Regions from separate parts of the Mus musculus genome. Here all the other regions are linked to region 1. A link is a loop called in an ENCODE intact Hi-C map of the cell type or tissue named here. Cell type or tissue: heart. All regions are shown on one strand.

What was found. A loop is a pair of places that touch in the nucleus more often than their neighbours do. Peaks named below come from ENCODE experiments on the same cell type or tissue, not always from the same donor. Only the 100,000 strongest peaks of a DNase experiment are listed, where the experiment ranks them.
Region 2: a loop joins it to region 1, with 8 times the contacts of the local background. A loop is called at or near these places in 25 of 42 quality-filtered maps.
Region 3: a loop joins it to region 1, with 12 times the contacts of the local background. A loop is called at or near these places in 12 of 42 quality-filtered maps.

Annotation. Positions count from the first base shown.
Region 1 is chr2:66,255,757-66,258,256 of GRCm38, forward strand. Ttc21b (tetratricopeptide repeat domain 21B) reads right to left here and starts at 861. Exons shown (of 29, transcript NM_001047604.2): 1 at 758-861. The coding sequence starts at 778. In heart, a CTCF peak has its summit at 1,305 (motif pointing right); a DNase peak (open chromatin) is centred at 945; H3K4me3 peaks cover 1,756 bases; H3K27ac peaks cover 1,060 bases.
Region 2 is chr2:66,409,138-66,411,637 of GRCm38, forward strand. The region is part of intron 1 of Scn1a (sodium channel, voltage-gated, type I, alpha); the gene reads right to left. Among named protein-coding and RNA genes, the nearest start is that of Gm13630, 2.3 kb to the right of the region's middle. In heart, a CTCF peak has its summit at 1,053 (motif pointing left); no DNase peak of the experiment used is centred here; H3K4me3 peaks cover 1,139 bases.
Region 3 is chr2:66,798,518-66,801,017 of GRCm38, forward strand. No RefSeq gene overlaps it. Among named protein-coding and RNA genes, the nearest start is that of Scn7a, 15 kb to the left of the region's middle. In heart, a CTCF peak has its summit at 1,542 (motif pointing left); no DNase peak of the experiment used is centred here.

The DNA.
Region 1 (2,500 bases):
CCTCTGAATATAATCAGTAGTTCTCATGACATTCATGTGTTTAATAGCTTGTGGGGTCAGCCCTCATAAATCAAGTGAAAGTTGCAAGACTAAGCACCTTTACTGCAGTATTGCAAGTACTTAGAAAATAGTGCAAAACACACAGAAGGCAGTCAACCAATGCTTGCTAAATGTACTAAGAACTTTTTCCAGTGTTGGATTTTTGAATGAGTAAATCTCATGTCCAGGAGTCTGTTCAGCTAGCTCCAACTTCCGGGAGTCACCCAAGAAAAAGCGCTCCACAAATACTGAACAGGTCCCAAAGTGGACAGAGGGGAGGGGAGGGGATGCGAGGGGAGGGGAGGGGAATGATCGCGAAAGGCTTCCAAACCTTGTCCTTGTTTTTCACCATTTCTGAAATATATGCTGAGTGCAACTATGGGAAGACCATTTTCATAATCTATAATACTCCTCCTTTTAAAGGACTTTCGTTAACCGCTTGCAAAGGTGAGTGCCGGGTAGAGGACATTAGCTCGCTAAGTCCCTAGAAATCACACTTGGAGACTAAGCAGGCTTTCCCAGGAGAAGTCCAAAGCCAACATAAGCAGGAGGCTGGGGGCTGGCCGTTAACCGCAAGGCAGTGGTTGAGCCCTCGGGATCATCCCGGCGGGGGGCGCAGCATCTCCGCCAAGGCCGCAGGCTCTCACCATCAGCTGCCCGAGCCACCCTGTACCTCGCAGTCCACTCGCCCTGCCCACGCCCCGCGCCGCCCGCTCACCTTCAGCCCCTGGGAGTCCATGGCCGCCGGCTACCCGGAGGGTGCCCACCGCTGCCCGCCGCAGGGTTAGGGGTTCAGACCCACTTCCCGGGCCCTCAAACCCTAAGGGACGCGGCGTGCAGCACGAGGGGCGTGGCCCGATCTCCATTGGTTGTCGGCGTGAGGGGGCGGAGCTTAGTTGTAGGACTAGGAAGGAGGGGGCCACCGGAGCAGGCGAGGAGGGAACCCCGAGGGAGGACCGCGAGGGCGACTGGGGCTGGAATCCGCTGAGCATTGAGTGCTGCCGAGTTGTGGGGCTAGAGGAGGGAGGTCCAGCCTGGAAACGGCGCGAGGAGGAGGGATTGGGTGGAGCAAGAGATATGAGATTAAAGAATAAAGATGATGAAGCAGCAAATAGGAGGGAGAGCCATGCCGCTTTTCATCCCTGCAAACAAAGGCCGACTCCATTTTCTCAGCATTTTTTGTGGAAGCCGATTTGCGCAATGCGGCTTAGTACTTGACCAGGGAAAATGATTTACCTGACACGTGTAGTAATCGTGTCTGGGCCACAAGGTGGCGCAGAAAAATCACAGTTCGGCAAAAACCTTGAAGCCTGGCTTGGGCTTGTTCTAAATCTTTTCAGGCGCTGCTGTAATTTTGCTATTCGAGTGCTTATTAAACTGCTCCGCCAGATTTCCACCCCCAAAGTCTTATTTAAAAATATGTGGTTACCTCTTTTAGATTTCTATTTCTTAAGTGTTTGCTGTAGTTTGGATCTAAACTGTCCCTCAAAGACACACGTGCTGAATGTTCCCCAGCCCGTGTGCTGTTGGGAGTGGTGGAACCTTTGATAGATGAGGCCAAATGAAAGGACTTTAGAAGATTCTCACGTGACCTTGAAGAAGACATTGGGACCATGGACTTGCTGTTTGCTTTTCTTTTTGCTTTTCTGTTTGCTTCCTGGCAGCCTTCCTTAGAAGATCTTCACCAGTGTATTTATCATGAGATCCAGCAAGCTGACTGAGAGGGGCATCTAGACACACTAATTTGTTTCTGCTTGTATTCTTTAAAGGACTGCAGGCAGCTGTGGCCGTTATACTGATGTTTTAGTGGGCCTCCTGCCTGCTCTTAGGACTCTTCCTTCAATCGGGTTGCTTTCTCCATCCTCCGTATGAGATCTTTTACCTTGTCTTACTGTATTTTGGTCCTGTTTGGCTGTCATCTCTTAGAAGCCTACTTCTTTCTGAAGAGGAGAGGGAGGGGGAATGGATCTAAAGGAATGGAGAAGCGGATGTGGTGAAAAGCTAGGAAGAGTGGGGTGGGGGAACTGTGGTTGGGATGAGAGAAGAATCCATTTCAATTAAAAAAAAACAGGCAGAATGATGTAGACAGTTCTAGAATTCTATCTTATCAAGAAGAGAGGTACTTAAGGTCATGACAAAGCAGTGGGGATGCTAATTATTCCAATGTGACCCCTGCTCTTTGTATGTGTGCACTGAAATATCGCACTGTATCCCAGTGAAAACCACCAGTTTCCACATTTTTGAGCATCATATAAGCCTTTTGAGTTTCAGTGGAGTCTTGGGACAGAAAGGGCCTTATGATACTGAGTGAGAATTAGTGTTGAGAGCCAGGGGTACACATCTTTAGTCCCAATTACAGAGGAAACCATGGCAGAATGGGCACTTGAGCCCATGAGTTCAAGATAGACAACTGGAAAGACACACCATCTTTAAAAGAACAAAATGTTCTTGTTAGATAAAT
Region 2 (2,500 bases), 150 kb after region 1:
TTGCCGTTGGTGACCTCTGTCTAATTAAAAGTAAGTCAGTCCTTCCCACCCGGCATTGTCTGAAACCCGGGACTCTTTATCACTTTGCTAAAGTTCATTTGCAAGTGTAGTTAAGGAAGAGTCAGGGGGGAAACAGCATCTGTCCCTTCTGGTCCTGGGGAGGAGGCACTCCTTTCCAAGAGTCAAGCCTCTGCCCAAAGAAGCTGCCTCCCCTGCAATGCTAGGATCCAGGAGCAGCCCCGCTGCCTTCTTGCTTCCTCTGTGAGGTCTAATTTTTGCATCATCTTTAGGAGCGATATGACCTCTATTCACAGCCATCGAATCCAGTTCCAAAGCACCAATGACAGAGGGGGCTTCAAGACAAGACCTTGCCTAGGAGGATGCAGGCAAGCAAAGGCAAGAGCTGGCCCGATGCCAAGTTATTTTAGGCCAAAGAATCTCATCCTTCTATCAAAATGCTGAACTGCAAAACGAACCTGATTTCAGTTCATGGAAGGTTGAGAGGAGGAGGAGGGGGAGGGGAGGAGGAGGAAGAGAGGAGGAGGGGAGGAGGAGGGAGGAGGAGGAGGGGAGGAGGAGGGGGACAGTTGGTCCGAATTCACATGCAAAAATAGACTTCCTGTTCTGCCCCAACTCTTATTTCCGTGGGCTCTTCTCCCCAAGGATTTACCAGGTAAGAATTCACCACCAAAGAAGATCACAATGAGATAATCAGATGGCTTACCTGATAAAAAGGAAAATTATCCATCTGCAGTGAGGAGCAACATCTCCCCACGACGAGTCCGCACCTTCCGTTGCAACGATTCAGATTCCTTCTTGCAAAAGGTGACCAAGTGCTTCACAAGGGCTGCAGCCTCATAGGGGCAGAACACACGTACACAAACACACGCACACACACACACACATGCACCAGAGACCTCTGCAGTATCCTCTCGGCTTCATCCTCGCCTCACTCTATGGTACCTAATACAAATCAGCAAATAGCTTGTTTTAAAAAAAAAAGAAAGAAAAAAAAGCGGAGACAGCACCTAACGTTACAGTGCCATCTAGTGGCTACATCGTAAATAGGTTCTCACAGCCTGGATTTCTGTGTTCTTTCTCAACCGCTTCCTTCTGGTTCCTTTTTCTTTTTTCCTCTTTATTTTGGTTTTATTACTTCCTCAGATGCCTTTTTTTCATTCCCCTTTGCTCTGCCTATCATGGAACTATTGACTTAAAGATTAAAACAATCAGAACTGGAGAGCGTTGCTTTTAAGTTAAAAAAAAAAAGGTGCTAATTTTGTTTGTAAATGTTACTTTATTTTCTCTATTAAAAAAAAAAACTCATTGTTACTTTTACAGATTACGGAACCCATGAATGAAATTTGCTTATTTCTACTGTCTGGAGAAAAGTGAGTAGTCTTTTACTACGTAGTCGTGACTTTACATGAGGAATTTTGTGGATTCTTTCTTCTCTAACACCGTGTTCACGGTGCTTTTCATACTATAGTGAGTGGCTCTGAAGGAGGCAGATGCGAGTTTAATTTTAAACTCAGTATCGATGAGTGTGTTTTGAAGATTATATCCCCCTATCTTTAGTATTGATGTTAAATAGGATTATTTTTATACCCATTTCCATGGTTTCACCATCTTTTATTGTAATATATCTATTTGTCTCCCAGATATGACTAGCCATTGAATTGTCACACTATGTTTTAGAGAACAAACGTAAGTATTAAATATTATTGGTGTCCACTAGGTCTTCCCAAAACAATGAGGAGCCCATACTGAAGTCTGGGGAGCTACAGGAACTGAACTTTCTAAGCCATATATTATAATTTAAAGCATCATTAGTCTTTCACATTTGGTCATACATAAACTTATTTACCCTGGGTGTGTTTCTCTTGTCACTTAGCACACTTAATGCTGATGAAAGTCACCATACATGCTTTGCTATTAAAAAAAAAAAAAAAACCAATATCCCTTAGACTTTAATTTGTCTATTCCATACTACAGGACAGGGAGGCATATACTGTTAATATTCCTCTAGCAATTCTCATTGTATGTTGAGAATAATGAGACATTCTGAACCTTATTGAGACTTTTCTAGACCACATAGTTTGTGAAGCAAAACAAACCAACCAACCAACAAATAAATAATAAGAATAAGGATAAGGCCCACCCTTTCAGAATTCATTATTTTTTGGAAAATAGTAAATATTTTACCTCTTTCCATTCTAGAATCCTGGAGATGTAATTTTCATTGTTTCTTTATAAAGAAATTTTACAAGTCCTTGTTTATGGGTTCATGGGTCCATCTCCTGGGCCCCTTTCTTAGTTTCTGAAAGGAAGCAATTGACCAAAATTGAGCTGGAAGTATATAGCTCATTTGGTAGAACACTTAGTAGACATGCACCAAAAAACCAAAACAAAACAAAACAAAAAACAAAAAAACCCAAAACCAAAAACAAACAAACACACACACACACACACACACACACACAGATTTTCAGCCTTGTAG
Region 3 (2,500 bases), 540 kb after region 1:
AAATAAACAAGCTTCCTTGGAACGGTGACTGCTTATTGCAAAGTACAAAGAGAATATACGGGAGAAAGGGGCGAAATAAATTATGTATCACGAATAGCAAAGATAAAGAAGATTCCCAGATGTACTAAATATTTAAAAATCGTTTGAGTAATGCTGCGGCTCAGCCTTTCTGAATACTTCTGATCTTGGTACAAATAAGCAACGTGCAAGAATAACTTTAAAAGTTCTGAGCTCTATGAGCTCATAGTGGCCCAGTTAATAAGTGTTGGTAAGTTAGTATATAACCTAGGTTGTAACAGACACACTATTCTTCAATGTAGATATTTCCTTAGCAGTGGTGTGTGGACAGCACAGCATGAAATGGAGAAGAAATTCACAGCTCTGAGAAGGAAGTTGCAGACTCTTCTGGACTGATGGCTCAGGGTTTCTCCCCAACCTTCTATTTAGTGAGCAGGACTGTGGACCATCCACAGAACCTTTCTTTATGTGTTTTCTGGGGCATTAGCTTAGCTCACTTCTCACTTCTTAGTCTCGATTTCCAAATTCTTCCATATTAGTGTAGATATGCTATGCACGAGTTTTACAGAAAAGGGGCACAGGTGAGCAAACGCAGAACACGGAATACTTGGTTTCCTAAGGGTTGTGAACCAATTGCTTGAGGGGTGTTGCAATGAAACCAACTCTGATCTTCCTTGGACTCCTTCTTTTCTTGTATCTCTTTTATTTCCCTACTGTGTTCTTAAATGGCTTCTGTGTGATATTTTTAATCCATTCACTCTTTCATGTTTCTGCAAAATTTGACCTTAGATTTTTTTTTCTCTTACCTTAAATGATCCTGTCAGGGCCAACTATAAGACCATCTTGCAGACATCACATGCCCCGCAGGGGTACCTAGTAGCAGCTGACACCATCATAACGTGTCCTCCTGGTTTGTCTTTTATGTTAGAATCTTCACACTTTAAACAACAAAATTTAAAATTGAAAATGGCTATAATTAATTAGTTGATGTCTTAAAATTTAGTACTCCGTTTACATGAAATGTCGGTCCCTCTGTAGTTTATAACATCCTATTATAAAATACTAGAAACATGGAGACTTTGTACAATGTGTAGAAGACTATTCCCTGAATGTCAGAACACAGCACTTTCGAATCACTTCTTCCTTGAAACCTTGCCCTTGTGTTTGCTGACACCACACTTTTCTGATTCAATCTCTCTAGCACATCTTCACAGAAGATATGGTTTTGCATTACCTTTGCCTGTGGTATCCAAAAGAACATTCTGCAATGATGGAAATGTCTGACTAACAGGGTAATTAGCAACCGTGTGTAGCTATGGATCACTTGCAGTATAGTGCACTCGAATTTAATGCATTTTAAATGCCTCTGATGGATACATATTATTTATTAATGAATTTCCTCAACATTGTCTCCAAGGATTTGCATACAGTGGCATTTACTAAATGTGAGTGATTGAAATTTTCAAATTAAGAATTCCTAGAGGTTGTATTGAAAAGAAGAAAATACTCTACTGCCCCCTGGTGTTTGAATATAACCTTGCATGCCACACAGAACAACGACTGTCACATAATTTGGGGATAGAAGTCAGATTTATTTGAACTGTAGTTGCAAATTTTTGGAGAATAATAATAATAATAATAACTAAGCTTTTTCAGTCTTTGACTTATGTATTTGAAATTATTCCAATTGAAAATTAACGGTCTGGTCTGGAGACATTGATTCAGGTTGGTGTTAAAAATTTGTCTAGTATGCACAAAGGCCTGAGTTCAATACCCAACACTGAAAAAAAAAAACCCATTTCACGTTAAAGCATGATATGGCATAAGTGCCTTTAATTCTAGCACTAAAGAGGTTGATGCAAAAATGATTTTAAGGCTAGCCTGGGTTACATAGCAAAACTGTAGTTTTAAACTAAGCAAAAAATTAAATAAAGCAGGAGGGCAGGTCTTGTGATTTCTGTAGGTAAGCTAGAGATCCGGGGGTTGATTTTCCAGTCTGAATCCAACACTAATGGCAGGCAGGAGAAGCCGATTGTGTCAGCTCAAGATATTCATCCTTTCAGCCTATTCGAAGATAGAGGGTAGGCAGTTTTCCCTTGTTCATCCTTCAACACTTTAGATGAGAGCTCTATAGACTAGGGAAGATAATTTTCTAAGTTAACCTCCCTCAGAAACAACTTCATAGACACAGTAAAACTAATTTCCTCTCAAATATCAGGCTCCCGCTGAGCCTACTCCACTTGACATAGATTTATCTCTATACTTAGTTTATGAAAACATCTAAGAAAATCTGAAACACGTGCCCTTTCCCTCTCCTTTCAAATCATAGCATGGAACACAACAAGAAGAAGATTCTGCTGTACTCTTAGAGCCAACAGTGATCTCAAGGCAACATCAGCTTTGTCGCATTTCAACTCTGGAGAAATTTGCAATAAGGAACATTAGAAATAACAGAGATCCATTATAAACATCACACGTGCTC